Linked DNA regions of Mus musculus: region 2 is linked to region 1. Evidence: chromatin loops called from intact Hi-C (ENCODE). Cell type or tissue: heart. All regions are shown on one strand. Links, peaks and the distances in the headings refer to the core of each region. The heading gives the core; the rest is flanking DNA.

What was found. Hi-C counts contacts between places; a loop is a spot of excess contacts. Peaks named below come from ENCODE experiments on the same cell type or tissue, not always from the same donor. Only the 100,000 strongest peaks of a DNase experiment are listed, where the experiment ranks them.
Region 2: it touches region 1 in a loop (2.3-fold over the local background); 1 of 42 quality-filtered maps calls a loop at or near these places.

What each region holds. Positions count from the first base shown.
Region 1 is chr12:110,931,908-110,942,119 of GRCm38, forward strand. Tecpr2 (tectonin beta-propeller repeat containing 2) reads left to right here. Exons shown (of 20, transcript NM_001289510.1): 9 at 710-1,725; 10 at 4,369-4,552; 11 at 6,284-6,457; 12 at 7,850-8,030; 13 at 9,546-9,687. Among named protein-coding and RNA genes, the nearest start is that of Ankrd9, 42 kb to the right of the region's middle. In heart, for the core only: a CTCF peak has its summit at 4,527 (motif pointing right); a DNase peak (open chromatin) is centred at 4,544.
Region 2 is chr12:111,034,818-111,044,335 of GRCm38, forward strand. It overlaps Rcor1 (REST corepressor 1), which reads left to right and starts at 4,550. Exons shown (of 12, transcript NM_198023.3): 1 at 4,550-5,071; 2 at 5,145-5,204. The coding sequence starts at 4,789. It overlaps Gm35846 (a long non-coding RNA gene), which reads left to right. Exons shown (of 5, transcript XR_003950148.1): 5 at 1,778-1,928. In heart, for the core only: CTCF peaks have their summits at 5,123 (motif pointing right) and 6,591; DNase peaks (open chromatin) are centred at 5,134 and 5,404; H3K4me3 peaks cover 2,339 bases; H3K27ac peaks cover 2,067 bases.

The DNA.
Region 1 (10,212 bases), core at 1,772-6,771:
ATGTGGGACAGTCATTGAAGCAGGGGTTCCTGCTGCTGTATTTGTTGGACATCTTACATTCTGTGTTGGCATGTTACCAGATACGGGGTTTAACATAGAACTATTTTTTTTTTCTTTTTTTGAGGTAGATATCTGTGTAACCCTGGCTGCCCCAGAAGTCACAGAGATCTTCCTACCTCTGGCCCGAAAGTGCTGGGATGGAAGCCCTGTGCCACTACCCAGACACAGAACGTTTTAAGCACTTCGCTCCTAGGGGCTTATTGAGGCTTTGCAGCTAAAGGCTGCTGCGGTGTTGAAAGGAGCATTAGTGAGCCCTTGTGCGTTTGACAAGTTTAAAGGTTGGCCTCTAATCCATACGCGTCATTCCTATTCCAACTTCTGAGCATTGCACTAATGAAATTCGGTGTCTAGTGAAATGTCCATTTCACTGGACATTGTTGTACTAAGATCATTTTTACTTAACAGGTTTTTTCTTTTTCTTCTTCTTCTTTTTATGGGGGTGTGAGAGCAGAGTCTCACCAAATGGCTGAGGCTAGTCTGGAACTTACTGTGTAGCTCAGACCGGCTCTAAACTCATGAGCTTCCTGTTTCTACTTCCCAAATTCTGGAGCTAGAAAGATTAATTTTTTCTTGAGCCAAATGCTTTTTCAGTACTCTCGTTGTGTGTGTAGAGTCATGCCTTACTGTGAATGTTCTCATTTTAAATCAGAAGGTGGAAGCAAGAGCACCTGCCCCAGTTCCCTCGAGTCAACCCCCTGCTCCGAGCTCCCTGCCGACAGCCCCCAGTCCCTGAACACAGACCTCTTGTCCATGACCTCAAGTGCTCTGGGCAGTAGTATGGATCAGCTAAGCACAGAATCTCCAGAGCAGGAGAGCAACCTCGGGGGTGAGGTGAATGGAATCTCACAGGAAAACAGTGGTCCTGAAGCGTTCCATGTCCTAGAGCTGCCTGGCCCTGCCCCTGGCCCTGCCTCTACCCCCACGGATGAAGAAAACTGCACTGGGAAGGAAGCGTCCCAGTGTAGCCACACACAGGACACAGACCTGCTCAGTGGAGTGCTGACTTTACCCTTGCAGCCAGAGGAGGATGTGGGAGGTGCTGACATCATCTCAGGCCTTGATGAGCAGCCTGGTCCTGCTGCTGATGCAGCAGTACATACAGAGTTCTGCCTGCGGGGACAGAACAGCTCTGCTGAGGAGCAGGAGGCAGACACCATGGAGTTCAGTGACCCCCAGAGCACGTTTTCTGAAGCTCCTCTTCTGGACTCAAGTATGCTGCCTTCCAGCCTCAGCTGGCCCCCAGGTGCTGAGCAGTGGCTGCCTGGGATTGGAGTGTATGACATCACCACCGAGACGGCCAGCCCAGAAGCAGACATCCTGACCCATGTGGCGGTCCCTAGCCACCTGAGCTCAAATCCTTGGCATTTACTAACTGACAGTAACACAGGTCAGAAGGAAACACCCACTTTTCAATGTGACATGGGAAATGTGGAAGGACAGGTGACTCCTCTTGCCTCTGCCTCAGTGGCCAGCACCCATGCACATTGGCTGGACCAACCTTTCCAGGATCAGGCAGTGACATCCAGTGATGAGGAAGACATTTATGCCCACGGACTCCCATCTTCATCCTCAGAGACAAGTGTCACAGAGCTTGGAGCTGGTCGCTCTCTGCAGGACCTGAGCCAACCAGGTGCTGAGGAAACCACCCTGCTCAAGGCAGATCAGGTCTGTGTGCTGATGCAGGAAACATAACTAGTGTGGTGGCCATGGCAGCTGCTGCTTTTCCTTTAAAGAGCATGCATGGCAGACTCAACCATTTTCCTTCTTATGGAAATTGTAGTACAGCACAATCGCAGCTTTGAAGTCTGGGTTTGGGGGAATTTCCAATTCAGACACTCTGAATCATTTGAACTATATTACTTCTGATCCGGCTCAGTTAACCTCCTACCAACAAAAGTGTAATCTTTCAAGGCCACAGCAGTATGGGCCCTTAAGGTAGCCTGAGGTCATTGGAACACCACTGTGCAGAGGACTGTTTGCTCTGAGCACGTATGTGATGTATAGTTCCTGCCTTCCCCATAGTCCATTCACTCGTAGGTACATCAGTGTGAACTGGGGACCTCTCTAGAAATGCTGCTTCTGCAGTGTCCTCATAGAGCCCAGGACACACTGCAGAGGGAAGCCCCAGTCTGCTGTGGGGCCTCTTGACCAGTGCAATTTATTGTTCTTGGGAGTTTTATATTTAAAATTACTTTTAAAAACAGGGTTTCTAACTCATTCTGTGCACCACACTGACCTTGAATTCAGAATTCCACCTGCCTCTGCCTTCTGAGTGCTGGCATCAAAGTCTCGTGCCACTACGCCCAGCCCTAAAAATGATGTTTAAGTACTGATTTTCTTTGGCATAGCAAATATGTTTGGCTTCAGAGCTAGCCGTGTACCAGCACATTCCCTAGGAGCTGATGTGAGGCCCACTCCTGCATCATCAGAGCTGAGAGCACGACGCTTACCAGCTTGCACCATGTGCAGCTCCGGGCTGAGCACTTCACACACTTAAATCACTTCTGTAAAAACAAACTAGGGGGGCTGGAGAGATGGCTCAGCAGGTGAGAGCACTTAGGTCAGAGCACTGACTAGTCTTCCAGGGGTCCTTCCTGAGGTCAATTCCCAGCAACCACATGGTGCTCACAGCCATCTGTGATGGGATCCGATGCCCTCTTCTGGGGTGTCTGAGGACAGTGGCAGTGTACTCATAAGTAAATCAATCTGTAAAAAAAAAAAAACCCAAAAAACAAAAAAAAAACAAACAAAATAGGACCCAGGTTTAGTTGCCCCGTTGTATGGAGGAGGAAGTTGAGCCTCAGAATGGTAAAGTAGTGCATGCACCGGATCACGCTACAAGTGAAGTCAGGGTAGCCCAGGACTTCCCCGTCTCTGTGTTCTATCTTAGAAGTGAATGTACAGAACTTGGCGGCTTGTTCTGCATCCTGTGTTCATCTTTTCAGTGCACTGCTTCCTAAGTGCTCTTAACTGACAGTGTATGTGTCCATGCTGGGAGCTCACTGCAAGTGGCAGCTAGCTGTCACTATGGGAAGAGCTATGGGAAACCACAGCAGTGTGGTCACCTGATATAGAGTGTTAGTTGGCAGATCACATCTGTTGGTATATCTTAGAACTTTAGCTTAAGAAAGCCCTCGCCCATGGAAAAGGATCCTGGAGCTCTGAAGTTATCTACCAAGCTTTGCTGTACCTGGTCTTGCTCCAAATAGCAGAAAAGCTGAGAAATGTTGGGTTGTTTGTTTGTTTTATAGGACAAGGGCTAAGTGAAAAGTTTGCTATGGTGAACAAAGCCAGGTGGAGAAAAGGTAGAAACCATTCTCTTTCATAACACTAGCTTCCATATCAGGTATTTGTACAAGTGTGTCTAAAGTAAACCTTTTTTAGCTTTGACTTTTAAACAAATCCTAGCACCATGGGACCAGCATGACAGGTCAGTGGGTTAGGGCTGACACCAAGCTTGAGGACCTGAGTGCCGTCTCTAGGATCCATATGGTGGAAGGACAGAACCAGCTCTCACAAGTCTTCTGCCTGCCACACATGTGCTATGTATAAGGCACACTCGTGTGTGTGTGTGCATACACATGGTTACATTAGACAAGTAATACAAATGAAAAGAATAGCAACAAAGCTTTAGTGTGCAGAATTGAGACAGAATCTCATCCACACTTCCCCAGCTGTTCCCATACAGCAGGCCAGGAGTCCAGAGGTTAGCACAGGGCTTGAAAGACTGTAGTGTAGATAGTTGTGATGCTGTTCCCATAGGGTATCTGTCATAAGTTAAGTGTACAGAAAGATGATTTACATACATGTGTTGATGACCTTGTATAAAGTAAGGTCTCTTGATGTGATGTCATGTAGTCCTAAGCATTCATGGCCTGTATTCTGTGCAGGGCATGTGCACCAGGATAGCTATAAACATAGCCCAATTGTCAAATCATGAACTTACTTTAAATGTTATGCTTTCTGTTGCAGACTTTTTTGTGGGAGGGGTTGTATGGTTCTTGAGTGTGGACTTGCAAGGTGACAATGTCTTGTTTTGACGAGTGGTTGGTTACACCTTCGAGCATTACTTAGGAAGGGTATTATGCTGTGTGAAAGTGTTATCCAAGGATGCTATGGGATCTTCCACAAGGACCAGAACTCCTATTCCAGAATGTTTCTGGGACTGGATCCAAGGAGAGCGGGGTTAGGCAAGGCTTCTCAAGGATCCTTTGACGTCAGTATCCTGCCTACTTGCCTTGTTGGTAACAGTGTGATGAAGGCAGCCGTGTCCCCTGCACAGAACTCACTGGCCTCTGTCCTTGTTAGTTTGCAGAGAGCTGGATGGGCTACTCGGCTCCTGGCTATGGCATCCTCAGCTTGGCGGTCTCGGAAAAGTTTCTCTGGTGCCTGGACTACAAAGGTGGCCTGTTCTGCAGTCCCCTGCCTGGTGCAGGGCTGCGCTGGCAGAGGTTTGAAGATGCTGTCCAGCAGATGGCAGTCTCTCCCTCAGGTTTGCCTCCCAGCTCCTACTTCCCAACCCCCAACACAGCTCCCAGCTCCTAGGGCAGCTCTCCTTTGGCAACAGCAGTGTCAACAGATTGACCTTCCTGCCAGCTTAGCTGGGTACTGTTAAAGATCATGAATGCTTCCTTTGACACTGGTTAGGGTGATGGGTGTTCGGCATACTTGCTTGATTTTTTTGGTTTTTTATTTTATTAATTACAGAAATAACACAAGGAACATATTTTTGTAAGCTATACAAATAATTTGAGTTTTGAGGTTTTTTTTTTATTTTCTCCCCATGTTGGAACATTAAATCCTCATAAAAATAACATATTTCGGTTTGTCAGTGTTGCTCTAAAACAACTGAAGTAGTGAGGCCAGGCCAGGCCTGTAGGTGTGTGCTGGATGTTCCCTGACTGCAGTCGCAAAGGCCTCACACTTTTGTGCATTGTTTCGCATTTTAGTGAACCCAGGAGACTTATTTTGAATACAGTCTGTTAGGCTGAGATAACTCCCTCATCTATGGAGACTCGTGTACTTGTGGTTTTCTTTATTTCTGTTTGTTTTGGTTTTAGACATGGCTGTATAGCACAAGCTGACCTTGAATTCACTGTGGAGTTCTGGCTGGCCTCAGACTGGGTCCTCCTGCCTCAGCCTCCCAAGAGCTGGGCTTATAGGCATAACCCCACTATACTTCATTCGCATTTTCCTAATGCTAGATATGTGCTTATCTCTTTTGAAGCAGTGGGCATCGTGGAGGAGAAACAAAAGAAAGGGCATTCTTGTTAAAGTATTAGTTTATTAGTTGTTTGCTCACTTTCTTTCAGTTTGCTTGACACTTATTTTCCCCTGGAGACTGGGTGAGATAATAGCCCACTCCATTAGCTGGTGTTGTATAATTGTATATCTTCATTTTTTTCCTGTTTCTGTCACATACTTTTAAGCCCATCCTTCTAGCCATTTAGAAGTGTTGATTCTCTGCTGATTGTATTAATTACTTTTTATTTTTCCAACTATTCCTTGGCTGCTGTGGTTGGAGCTGTCTGTCTGTCTGTCTCTGTGAGATCATCTTTCTCAGCTGAGACCCACACATCTTTGGATGCCTCGGGCCCTGTGGTGTTGCAGGGCAGGGCTAGGGGAGAAGCTTGTACATGACTTCTCGGAGGCCTCCGGTAGCTCAGTGCATTCATTCTTTGGTATCCTCTCCTGGCCTAATGCCTTAGCCTCCACTCACAGTGCCTCTGGCCTGCTGCCCACCTTCCTCATTTCCTTTATCCATTCCTCAGAATTTTAAATGAAAACATGACTCACATACACATAAGTGATCCAAAAAAGGCCCTTCCCAAGGTCCCCAAAGTTAGTTTTGGGCACTAATTGTGCCTTATGTGTCAGTAGGCACGTACCTAATGAAATGTCAGCTCTCTCTCCCGACATGAGTGAGTGACTGCCTTGTGCCCACCCTGTGCTATGTGGTGCATCCCCTCTTACATCTAGCCTTTAGATCAGTTCTAAAAGGTGGAAATGACCCACCTTTCAGTTGAGAAAAGTGAGACTTAGATACATTCATATGTTGACAACATAGAGCTGGTGGGTTTAAACTCTGGCATGGTGGGCTCTTCCTGAGGTGGAAGCAACAAGATGTATTATAGAAAGCTGCCCCTCTCAGGGCTGAGAATGGAGTGTTTGTGTAGGGGAATCTCATGTTTGTTGAACAGTGAGTAGAGTTTTTTTCTCCTAGGGGCTCTTCTCTGGAAGATTGAACAGAAATCTAACCGTGCTTTTGCTTGTGGCAAAGTCACCATCAAGGGGAAGCGGCACTGGTACGAGGCTCTGCCCCAGGCTGTGTTTGTGGCCCTGAGTGATGACACAGCCTGGATCATCAGGACCAACGGAGATCTGTACCTTCAGACAGGTAGTCGAAGGCCATGTACATTGTCCTTGTCACTTGCTGAATCTGCAGCTAGACACATTCTGAGAGCAGTCACAGGATGCAGAGACCGAAAACCAAGTTAAGTGAGAACATTTCTAGAAGCACTGTTTCCCATGGAAGAGCAGTTGCCCCTGACACAGACTGGTCTGGGCAGGGATGAATAGGTGACTGAGTGCAGGGTAGGATGCCTCATGGGGCAGAGCCGGCCGTTCCTGCCGCTGCCCATACCCTGTGCATACCCTGGAGTATCCAGGCTGAAGAGGAAAGCAGGAGCAGTCATGACTTGACAGACATCTCCCTCTTTTCTCAGCTAGGTCACAGCCCAGCACCTGGACACATACTTACATGTGGATTGGGGGAAACAACAAGAAGTAACTTGCTGTAAATAGCAATTGACTTGTCCTAGGAAACTGCCCTTAGGGAAACCTTTAGCTGCTAGACCTGGCACAGTGGGACTCGTTTATTAAAAATACACTGTAATGAGTCAGTGTCTGTGTGCTGTCAGCAGGGGGAACTGTGTGCTGTCAGGGGGAAATGGCCTTGGGAGCAGGGGGCTCTGTCTGTGCTGTCAAGGGGCCATATGGATTTACATGAATATTGATCTAGTCATTTAATACTGATTCTGAGAACATGGCTTCATCTTTGGAGTGAGCTATCAGCCGGGAATGGTTCTCCACCTGGCTCTGTCTCAGTGTGGAGGTCATCACCTGGTCATCAGCACTGCCAACTTCATGGACATGTGTGGGGCTCTAGCCTTCAGCTTAGTTAATTCTCGTGTATTTCAGTGGAAGTTGGATGCTCTGATACACACATGCATATCTAGCTTCTAGGACATTTGACTTTGGTCATGGTAGGAAAGGGGGGATACTACACGTAAGGAAGGAGCAGGTGACCTCCAACCATGCTGTCAGAGCAGTGTCCACATCATCCTTACTCTTCCTGTCCTACTGAATTGGAATCAGTGGTTGGCACCGATTTGCAGAAGTCCTGTGGGCAAGTCCTCATAGTTGCAAACTCTGCTGGTACTCCTGTGATTATACTACTAGGACGTACTTGCTGGCCAAAGCAATAGAACATGGATTTACATATTATCTGTCCAGCCTGCTCCCTCAGTAGTTGCCTTTGATGTCATTTAGAAACATGACACACATTACTGACAGGCCACAAAGAGGTGAGGGGAGCTCCCTGGAGCTGTGACTCTGCATAAGCCTTGCAGTATGATAAGTCTGGGGTTTTACCTGAGCAGTTGTACATGAAAAGGTATCTATTATGAAAGACCACAGATAGCAAAAGTACCAAAAAAAGAAAACCACAGATCAAAAGAGTGTGACAAGCTTCAACTGAGTCTGCGGGGCTCTTCCTCTCTCACTACAGGTCTCAGTGTGGATCGGCCCTGCGCCCGAGCCGTGAAGGTGGACTGTCCATACCCACTGTCCCAGATCGCAGCCCGGAACAGTGTGGTGTGGGCACTGACAGAGCAGAGGGCCCTCCTGTACCGGGAGGGTGTGAGCAGCTTCTGTCCTGAGGGGGAGCAGTGGAAGTGTGACATTGTCAGGTATGGGCCCAGCACTGTGACCTTTATTCCTGAGCCTCTCCTGGCAAAACCAACACTTACAGGTTTCACGGTGGGAGAGTTTTTGCTTTTGTCAAAGTTGGCCTCAATAGACTGGTCTTGGGAATGTTCTGCGCTCCTCTGCTGGTCACATTACCGTTTGTGTTGGGGTTTAGGTATAGAGCTGGGCAGGTAGAGTATTTGCCTAGCACACACAAGGCCCTGAGTTCCATCCTCAGTCATACACAAACTCAGCTGTACTTGCCTGTAGTCTCATCACTTAGGAGCTAGAGGCAACCCGTAATTGCCTCAGTTCAGAGTCATCCTCAGCCTTGGATACATGTCTCCAAAAAAGTGTAGGGGTAGAGCAATGGCTCAGAGGTTAAGAGCACCAGCTGCTCTTCCAAAGGTCCTGAGTTCAATTCCCAGCAACAACATGGTGGCTCACAACCATCTGTAATGGGATCTGGTGCCCTCTTCTGGCCATCCAGGCAAAACAGTGTGTGTGTGTGTGTGTGTGTGTGTGTGTGTGTGTGTGTGCGCGCGCGCGCGTTTAATTAACAAATCTTTTTTAGAAAGAAAGTCCATTAAAAAAAAAAGGGCCTAGAACATCAGAGAGTCGCTAGGTCACATGGTCTCCGTGCACAGCTACGTTGTCACATGTTTCTGTTGCAAGTCTGTGAGAGTTAGATACAAATGCTTATTGGTATTTTTATCCTAGTCAGTTGAAATTTGTTCTGGACTATAATATATAAGATTTGGGATAGGTGGTGGTGTCACGCACCTTTAGTCTCAGCACTTGGGAAGCAGAGGCAGACTAATTTCTGAGTGTGAGGACAGCCTGTCCTACAGAGCAAGTTCAGAATGGTCAGGGATATACAGCCATCTTGAGAAAAAAAAGATTTGCTCATATACAGATCAGAATGATGTTAGTTCAGTTTCAGCTAGCCAGTAAATCTTCCTGCTGGGAACCAGGACACTCTGGGGCCTAGGTGGACAAGACAGCCAAAACTCAACCTCTTCAACTCAGTGGGGAACCATGCCTCAGCCAGTTGGGTACCAGTTAGTGTGAGGATACTAAGCAAGACAGAGAGCACAGAGCAGTGGGGAGTTGTCGATTGCCTTCAGTGGTTGAACAGGCAGCATGCCAAGGCTAGCCTCAACTGAGCCCCAGAGCTGCCAAGGGTATCCCCAAAGGAAGAAAGGAACCGCAGACTCATCAGAGATGATGGTGTCTGACAGAGAGAGCTCTACACCACAGCCTGGCATGGGGAAAGGTGGGGAAGGAGAAGTGCGGGTGCTCTTGGCCTGAGTGCTGCTCACTTGGGATGGGTAGCTCTCTTCTGTGAGTGTCTGGACAGTAAGTATTGCCCAGCAATGCACCTTAGGCGCAGATCCTTCCTTGTCACTCAGTAATCCACTCCTGCTTAGCCTGTTCAGAGACACTCAGTGAGGCAGCCTTCTGCATACTTACTGTGCCTCCTGGGTTGGACTGATGCTGTGTTCTCTCACTGCCAGTGAAAGGCAAACTCTGGAGCCTGTCTGCATAACTCTTGGAGATCAGCACACACTCTGGGCCCTGGACATTCACGGGAAGCTGTGGTTCAGAACTGGCGTGGTTCCCAAAAAGCCCCAAGGAGATGATGATCACTGGTGGCAGGTAACTGATGGAACTTTCTCTGACTTACAGACCCACCCTTTCTGCCTTCGCTCTTTTCCTTAAGAGACTGGATTAAATTAGTAGTATTTACTTTTATCATTTAGGAGATGACTTTCCTGTGGCTGGGTATATTAAAAAATATACACAAAAGCTTTCCCTCATAGTAATGACTTTAAAGCTTTCTTTACTTTAATACAGGATGGAATTTATTTATTTAAATGTTATTTAGGTATCCACTATTATAGGCTAAATAAACCCAGTGACATCCATTTGAAGACCTGGGTAATAATGATGTTTAATTCTGAACAAACATGCTAAGAAAAGAGACCAAACAATAGGTTTGGAAACCCAACCTGCAATTAAAACTCATCTATCTCTACTTGCTTGAAAGGCCTTTAAGTCAATGATATTTCAACAAAGAACTGAGCATTTCCCCACATGCTGCCAGCCAAGAGAGGACTGTGAACAGCAGCGGTGGTCCCAGCCCAACCTTTGGTGGCTTTTGCAAGGAGCATCCACTTTCCT
Region 2 (9,518 bases), core at 4,519-9,518, 110 kb after region 1:
GAGAGAAGGGACCAAACTAGGCTGAGAGAGGCAAAATGCCCTAGGTGTATCATAGTAGCTGAGCAGCTGGGACGTTGGCTTGCCTTATTCAGCTAGGCCAGCTGTAGAGGCTTTAGGCTTCCCCTCTTAGGTCCTGATATCGGAGATGAAGATGTGAAAAGAAGATGCCGTCTAAGAAAAGTTCTAGCTGTGGCATATGCTTGCGCCTGAGCCATTCACTTATGGACAGGGACATTTTATTGTCAACTAATTCGGAGTCACACGCAGGTCAGGAGCCAAGCAACTGGAAGAGGATGTTGGGGATGGAGAGGAGTTGTCACTTGAAGAATGTTAGCCAGGGACCAAGATCTTCCCCCGTGTAACCAACGACTCAGTTGGAATTCACTTGTTCAGGGGATCCCCTTTTCCCAGTGGCATTTGCTCCAGCAATGTGTGCAGAATGGCTTATACTCCGCAGCCTCTTTCCCATCGCATCTAATGAGCACCCACTGGACTGTAGACCCACAAAAGAGGAAAGTGCAGATAAGGAACTGCAGATTATAGGTTAGAAGGAAGGGGCGGAGCTGCATAGAGGCCTGAGGGGCGTGGCCTGTGAAGCTGAGCAAGGGAGAGTGGGGACATCCAGAAAGACAATGGAGTTTCTGGGTCTGTTCAGCTGCTTCTGGAACGCTCATTGCTACCAATAATTGGTCATTGGACAGGACAGCAGGAAAGAAGGGGCGGAGACAGGATCCACGGGTGGGGTGAGGAGAGACTGATGGGAGGGGATCAAGAAAGCAAGTATAGACTAGCCTCTGAGGAGTGTGTGGGCCAGGAGAGTGGAGAAATGGAGCCGAGCCTGAGGGGCCACGGAAGTCACTGTCTGTTTTGAAAACACTGGTCCAACATCAGCCTGGAGTGGGGCTCAAGGCATGGAGGCAGTGCAGGGAGGCAGCGGGGTGGGAGAGTCTGAAGAGGGTGTGTAAGACGGGGACTCAAGGAGCACTCCTGCCTGAGGGCTTCAGCTTTCCTCAAGGCAGATCTTGAGATCTTGGTGGATCTTTGCCTAGACGCTTACACAGTGGCTGTGGAGGTGTGTAAGGAAAGGAGTCCGTCCGGGCTGAGGATGGCTTAGACACTGACTCGGTAGGGATGCTGGTGTAGGGAGTGTCATTTCAATGCGTGCTTACACATTCCCTATCAAAGAGTTATTTGTGGACCCCATCCTGACAGCAATGAAAAAGAGGGTTCCTTTCATTCAGGTCGGGGCCTCCTTATGGCAGAGGGAGGGACACAAGGCTGGAGGAGGTGAGAGGTGGAAAACTATCCACCAGGAAGCCAGTCAGGGAGATTCAGGCCTTTACTGCCAGCACTCAGTTTGGCTTGCATAGTGAGCTCCAGGTCAGCCAGGGCTAATACTGAGACCCTGTCAAAGAAAAACAAACAAACAAACAAACAAAAAAACACAAAACCCCCACCAGTGTTGTTTTTTATGAATGAGGAAGCTGACAGGTTGCAGGCCAATTGATATCCATGTGACTTTGTGGTCAAACTAAAGCAGTGTCTGACACTTGTATGTATGTGTGTGTGAGGCTTATTTGTTGAAAAAAAAAAAAAAAAAACCAAAAAACCCAAAGCCAGTGGCTTTTGTTACAGCACTCCCTTGGTGGTGGCTGAAGCCAAAGGCTTGCAGTAAGTTTGAGGCTAGCCTTAGGTAAGTTATGAGACCTTGTCTCAAAAAACAACCATGGGACTGGAGAGTTAGCCTAGTGGTTAAGATTGTGTATTGCTCTTGCAGATGAACTGAGTTTGGTTGTTAGAGCCTAGCTGGGACAGTTTTTAACTCCAGGAGATGTGACACCTGCTTCTGAGCTCTGTAAGTACCTGCCCATGCATGGCATTATCCCCCACCCCCCCCTCACACACACACAGACACACACCCTCACAAAACTATAAATAATAACATCTTCCAAAAAAAAAAAAAAAAAAACACTGTAGCTGGGTGTGGTGGCACGTGTCTTTAATCCCAGCACTTGGTAGGCAGAGGCAGGCAGATTTCTGAGTTCAAGGGCAGCCTGGTCTACAGAGTGCATTCCAGGATAGCCAGGGCTATACAGAGAAACCCTGTCTTGAAAAACAAAACAAAACACCACAAAACAAAACAAAACAAAACAACCCCCCAAAAAAACAACAAAAAACCCACCCAAAACCAAACCAATCTAAACCAAACCAAAAAAAAAAAAAACAAAAAAACAAAAAACCCCAACCAACCCACCAACCAACAAAACAACAACAACAAAGAAAAGAAAAAGCCCACAAACAGCAACACTACAGATTAAGCTAGGCCTGGCAGCACATACAAGTAATGTGGCAAAGGGGCCAGGGGTTGAAGGTCAGCCTCAGCTAGGCAGGAGTTTAAGACCTGTCCCAGTTAAAGGGAGGATCTGTCTCAAATAATACCCGCCCCCCCAAAAAAAATCAATTGGAAGGGTCACTGAAGCATCCAAAGTTACAATGTAGCAAGATGTCAGACTGATAGCGTACCGCTGGCAGTAGGAGAGATTTCGGCTTCCTTCTTCCCAAGCCTACCTTCCATTTCAATGGGCACGGGGTGGGGAGGACTCCCTGGATCAGGGCCTAGATTAGGGTGAGGCACGCAGGGTGCCCTGGGTGCACCATAGTAGCTGTGAGTCCTGGCATCTTGGCTTGCCCTACCCAGCCAGTCCCGCCCTAGAAGCTGTGGTCTCCCTTTCTTTAGGTCATGACCCTAGAAAGAGGCGGTACTTTCTAGGAAATGGCCTCCAGCTTGGGAGTCCAGTGGGCAGGGACAAGGACCCTTGTGTTGTGTCAATCCCAACTGCCCTACTAAGGAACTCAAATCATGTTTGTTCCTGTATGTAGGTTAATCTGTCTGTGGTACATCTTGGAAGATAGGGAAGAAAGAGGACAGAGTGCCCCTAGCCGCTCAGGTTCATCTGTCATGAAGTCACGGCTTCATCCAGGTACCTATCCCAGGTCACCCCTGGATCCCACCTCTGATTTAGCAGTCTATTTGCTGACCAGGCCAGCTGGACCCGGTTATTCCAGAGCTCATGCCTGCAGTGCCCAGGACTTTCTAAGCAGAGGGGTGTCCTTCAGAGAGGAGTCCAAGAGCAAGAACAGGAACTTGGTGGGGGCAGGGATCTGCTACCGGGAGGCTCTGGGCCCTGTTCTTGAAGGCCAGTTAGAAGTGACCATGGTCACTTCAGTGAAGTTTAAAATGATTCGCGGGGCAGAAAACGTGGAAGAGAAACCCCTGCTTATTTATGCGGGCTTTCAAACCATAAAACTCTCGTTTTCTCTCTGTAGCTATTTATATCCTGAGCGGGTGTAAAAACTGTCCCCATATGAAGCCCAGGTCTGAAGTAATATAAACGAAAAATAGCCATCTCCTGTTTTATTTATTTATTTTTAATTTAAAGCAAACGGTTTCACCTATAGTCCCCAGGTTTGGTCGCTGGCGCGGGGGGTGGGGCAGCCCACCCAGCCCCACAGGCAGCTGTCAGGCAGTGACGGGGCCCCTCGCTTGATCACTCCAGGGACAAGGACGCCCAGGGCTGGGTGTCACCGACTCCTCCGCGTTCAGGCTCTTAGCCCTGCGGGCTGGGGGAAGGGCCCGGGTCTCGGGAAGTGACCCTCCTCTTCTACCGAGCTGGGGACTCAAGCTCCTTCTTTTTCCCCCTCGCGGTGGGGCCCCTAGTCGATCTATGTCCCTCCTGCTGTCCCGGGGCCACTCGGCACCTCCCCTCACCCCGACGGCTTCGAGGCCCTCCCCGGCCGAACATCCCGACTCCTCCCTCGGCCCCTCAGGCAACGTGGGGAGCCGGTGGCCCCCAACCCAATTAGCGGGGAGCTCCATCGTCTCCAGGCACAACCGCTTTCCTTCCCTCGGGGGACACTGCCACCTGAGAGCCTCGTCCCCAGGTTCCCTTGCTCTAGTACATCTCGATCGCCCCTGGGCGACGCGGGGGCGCAATTAGTTTCTTCCAATTAGTTTCCCCTCTTTGTATAGAACCCATTCAAACTGTGCGCGTACTCCTCCGCGCGAGGGGGAAAGTAGTCCCGACCTTGCCCGCGATTTCTGTTCTCGCGTCGGGCACATTCACTTTGGGAAGCCGATGGGACGCTCGGCGGGATCCCCGGGGGAGGTGGCGCGGGGCCCACAGGGTGCGAGCGGAGGGAGCGGGGCGCTGGGGAGGGGGAGGGGGCTAACTCCTCGCTGTTGCCTCGAGAGATGGATCATGGGGCGTAAAGCGATCGCAAACCTCAAACCACGTACAGTGGGCGATACGCGTCAACCCAACCTGGCCAACGGAAGCACAGAACCTTCCCCCTCCTTCCCGTGATCCCGCCCCCGTGGCCTGACGGACGCGCACAGAGACCTACCATGCCCCTGCTTGCCGCCCGGATCCCGTGAGAGCCAATGGAAGCTCGCAGGGGCGGAGCTTGCGAGCGACGGGTTAGGCTGTGCGCGGCCCTCCTCCCCCCCAGGCTCCGCCCCTCCCCCCCGCCCGCGGCTCCCGGAGTAGTTAGAGCCAGCGAAGTGCGGGCGGCGATGAGAGCCAAAGTTGCGCTCCGTTCGGCATCGGGGGCTTGAGGCGGCTCGTTGCTCCGCCCGTCTGGGCCTCCTCTAGCCCCAACTCCCGCCAGCGGATCCCGCGCGCTCGCCCGCCCGGCCCGGCGCCCACCTGCGCCCCCTGCCCGCGGCCCGCCGCCCGCGCCTCGCGAGCCGGGGTCCCCGTCACTTTGGCCCGGCCCCGGGCCCCGCCGATGCCGGCCATGGTGGAGAAGGGCCCCGAGGTCTCAGGGAAGCGGCGAGGGAGGAACACGGCGGCCTCCGCAGCCTCGGCCGCCGCCTCGGCCGCCTCGGCCGCCGCCTCAGCCGCCGCCTCGGCCGGCACCGCCTCCGCCTCGGCCGCCGCCGCCGCCTCGGCCGCCGCCGCCCCCAATAATGGCCAGAATAAAAGTTTGGCGGCGGCGGCTCCCAACGGGAACAGCGGCAGCAACTCCTGGGAGGAAGGCAGCTCGGGCTCGTCCAGCGACGAGGAGCACGGTAGGTGGCAGCCGCCCCCGCGCCCGGCCCGTGTCCGCGCCCGCGCTGACCGCCGTGCTCTGCTTCCCCGCAGGTGGCGGTGGCATGCGGGTGGGACCCCAGTACCAAGCGGCGGTGCCCGACTTCGATCCTGGTGAGTAGCGAGTGACGGGAGCTCGGGAGACAACTTTGTTTTTTGTGCGTGTTGGCCTTCGGTCCGCGGGGGCACACGGGGCGCGAGGGCAGGCGGCGCGGCACGCTCGCACACGAGTGTGCTGCAGATTCGGGTGCGGGGAGGCCATGGGCTCCGGTGGGGACAGCACTGGGCCCGCAGTGTCCCCCGGCTCTGAGAAAGCCACACCTGGCCGGGGTGGAGTGGGATGTCTCTGCCTCCAGGTGTGGTGTACCGGAGCTAGGACGGGATCCCGGGTGGCAGTGCTGGAGAGTTGGCGTCCTGGGGCGCTCGGACCCAGGGCTCCGCAGAGACTTCTTACTTCAAACTGGCTCCTAGCGTTACCCTGCCAACCCTACGCTCTTATTGCCTCTTGACTCTCATCCCGTCTTGTCCCGTCCGGTCCCATCCTGTCCCATCCCATCCCATCCCATCCCATCCCATCCCATCCCATCCCGAGGGCTGGTGGAGTAAAGATCTTCCTGTCCCTCCACCCCAATCAGGTAATAAAAGAAGTGTGCTTTCCAGAGAGCATCTGTCTAGATAAGAGAGCCCGACTTGTGGCTGTTATTTTAAGATCTGTTTGTAAATGTGTGTTTCCTTTATTTCTTTTTTCTTTTGGGGGGGATGGGGTGGGGAGGAAGAGGTTGTGAAAGAATAGAACCATCAAAAGGTTTAGCTAACCGGCCATTTCCATCTACTAGAAATCCTTGTCCCCTAAGAAGGGGCATTCTTACTTGCCTTCCTGGTGATCTGTGTGGAAGCAAATTTAAAGAGGTACGGGGGTGGGGGGGGGGGAATCCTATCAGACAAAGGAATTCGCCAGATTTTAATGCCTATGATTCTGTCCCATCTCTGTATGAGACTGTCTTTCAAGGTGGTGGTTACAGGAAATGTTTGAAAGGCCGTGGGTTTTGTTTCAGAAATAAAATTCAAAAGACAATCTTGTACAGCTAGAGTGAACCGTCCTGGTTGGAGGGCTTTAGAACAGGAGGTTTTTCTAAGTAGGTTATACCACTAGTTTGAAAAGATAAATGCTTTTCCTTGGAAACAAGACTGCAGAAAATTGCAAGGATCTGGTCCTTGAAAAAGGAGATTGCTTTTAAGTTGTTATTAAGGTGCTGAACTCTGTGTTTAGGTAAAAGTGAAAGCACAGAAGAGAGGGATTCAGGGTGAGTGTTTGGTCACCCCAAGAATAAATGATTTGCAAATGCATGACTCCAGTCCCTCACAGTTCTGTAGTATAACTCCCCGCTTCGTAAACTCCTGTTAGCGTTTTAGATAGTTTCCCCTTTCCTCACATCTTTTTCTGGGAGTCACTTTTCATTTTTTTCATTTTTCTGAGCAGGGCTTCATCCCTAGCTTGGCCACCAGGGGAAGCATACTGCTTTTCACTTACAGTTGACCCTATCCTCATTTTGTAGGTCAAGTCCGACTGCAGTGATACATAGTGAACATGAAGCTTGCCACAAAGTTTCTCTCACAAGTTACTCTTAAAAACTGAGTGGAGCAGTCAGACCTTCCAGAAACTTGAGTCATTTTTGTTACATATTTTCAAAGGTTATGTAAATGTTTGATGGGACCTAGGAAAAGGACATATTTAATGGTCACAGGATTTAGATCTCTTAGTCTCTGCATTGTCATTGAGGTGCCTGGTGCCTTTAGAGTTAGACTCTTCTTTGAAACATCAGTTGTCATGGGATAAGTTTTGGACTCTTGGGACATTTTTGCTTTTGTGACATAGGGTCTCTCCGTAATGTAGGCTGTCTTAAAAATTTGCTATGTGGCCCAAATTGGACTTAAATTTGGTATCATCCTGCTTCAGTGTCTTTAGACTTAGTTTGGTTATTAATATTTTTTAGGTCTTGTACATATTTATATCTCAAGATGTGATAGTTAACTTTATTTATTTATTTTTTGTCATGGTGGGATTGAACCCAGGTCCTTACACATTCTAGGGATATATATTTGTTAGAGTTCTAGAAAGTAAAACACTGTAAATGTTCTCATGCATAGCTTTATTGTCAATTGATTGTTCATGTTAATATTTCAAAACTTCCTATTTTGTGTTTGTTTTAGTCTGGAGAGTAATTTAACTGCTATGACATTCTTTAAAACCCTGCTTTGTCAGTCTGAGCACTGGGACACATTTGTTTACTGTTTCTGGGTGATTTTTTTTTTTTTTTTTTGCTATCATTGAATGTAAATTCCAAGGAAAGTCTTCTGGTTTTTGTCTTGTGGTTTTTTTGTTTTTTGTTTTTTTTTTTCCGAGACAGTTTCTCTGTGTAGCTCTGACTGTACTATAGACCAGGCTGGCCTCCAACTCAGAAATCCACCTGCCTCTGCTTGCCAAGTGCTGGAATTAAAGGTGTGTGCCACCACTGCCCGGCCTCTTGTGTTTTTTTGAGGCAGGGTTTTACTGTGTAGCCCTAGCTGTTCAAAAGTCCTTGAACTTTTAAACAGGCCATGCTGGCCTTGAACTCACAGAGCTCTACCTTCCTCTGACTTCAGAGTGCTGATATTAAAGGCCTGAGCCACCACCCTGGCTGAAGAAACATAACAGAAATTGTGCAGCATCTTTGTTTCACAGCAGTTTGCTTTTAGACACAAGACAGTGCCCCCATGTCCCAAGACAGGATTTCTCTGTGTGGCTGCTCTGGACTCTCTGTAGACCAGGCTAGCCTCAAATTCAGTAACCTCCTTGCCTTCCTCTGTCTCCCCAACATACCCTGCCCTTTTAAATGGGTGTTTTGCTTGCTCATGTCTGTGCACCACATGTGTGTAGTGCCTTCTGAGGTCAGAAGAGGGTACCAGAGTCCCTGGAACCGGAGTTACATAGATGGTTGTTAGTACCATATAGGTGGTAAGAATCATATCCAGGTTTTCCGAGTAACCAGTGCTTTAATTTCTGAGCCATCTCTCCAGCACTGCAAGACAGGGTCTTTATGTGCTTATAAAAAGTTAGGGATTGCTGGGCAGTGGTGGCGCACGCCTTTAATCCCAGCACCTGGGAGGCAGAGGCAGGCAGATTTCTAGGTTCGAGACCAGCCTGGTCTACAAAGTGAGTTCAGGACAGCCAGGGCTATACAGAGAAACCCTGTCTTGAAAAACCAAAAAAAAAAAAAAAAGTTAGGGGTTGGAGAAATGGCTCAGTGGCTACTCTTCCAAAGGCCCCAGGTTCAGTTCCCAGTACCCACATGCATGGCAGGCCAGAACTGTCTAACTCCATAGATCTAATACCCTCACACTCGTGCATGCAGACAAAACACAAATGCACATAAAATAAAAACAAATTATAAGAAAAAGAAACTAGGAATGCCAGACATGGCAGTGTACACCTATAATCCCAGCACCTGGGAGGCTGAGGCAGGCAGAGGAGTTCAAGGCCCTGCCTTAGAGCCAAAAACAAGGGCTGGGGAGATGCTCTGGGCATGAGTTCAGAGCCCTGTCACCTGCGTGAAAAAGGTGGGAGTGGCCACACATGCCTGACTCTAAGCTTCCATGTTCAGTGAGAGGACCCTGTCTAAATACATGCATACATGTGGAGATTGCTGGAGAAAGATCCTGATGTCAGATTGCTCTGGACTCTGCTATGTGTAAGCACACAGAAGAAAGCACAAGTACGAAAACGTGAAACCAGAAGTAGTGTTCCTGCTCTTTTCCTCCGAGTGCTTCCTTTCCCTCTGGTGCTGGGGACTGCTCCCAGAGTCCTGGCATGCTAATTACATGCTGGTGCCCGGCTACATGACTGATTGTTTTGAGTCATGGTTTCACTTTATATCCTTGGCTAGCTATGTAGATTGAGCTAGCCTCAGATTCATAGAGATCTGTCTGCCAGTGCCAAGATTAAAGGTGTTCTTCGCCATGCCCAGTTCAGAGGCATCCTCAAATGCTTCTGCCTAAGTTTTTACTTTTTAATTTTTTTGGGGGTACGGTTTGAGACAGGGTTTCTCTGTGTAGCCCTGGCTGTCCTGGAACTCACTTTGTAGACCAGGCTGGCCTCAAACTCAGAAATCCACCTGCCTTTGCCTCCCAAGTCCTGGGATTAAAGGCATGTGCCACTACTGCCTGGCCTGCCTAAATTTTGAAAGCATTTCCCCCCTTACGGACGGGCAGACAGCTTTCCTTTCTCTTGTTTTTTTTTTTTTTTTTAGACATTGTCTTCCTTGTGTAGCTTGGGTTTGGCTGGCCTGGGATTTGGGGTGATCTTCCTGTCCCAACTTCCTGAGTGCTGGCTTACATGCAGGAGCCACCACACTTGGTGTAGAAAGCTTAAAAAACCAACTGAACCAACAA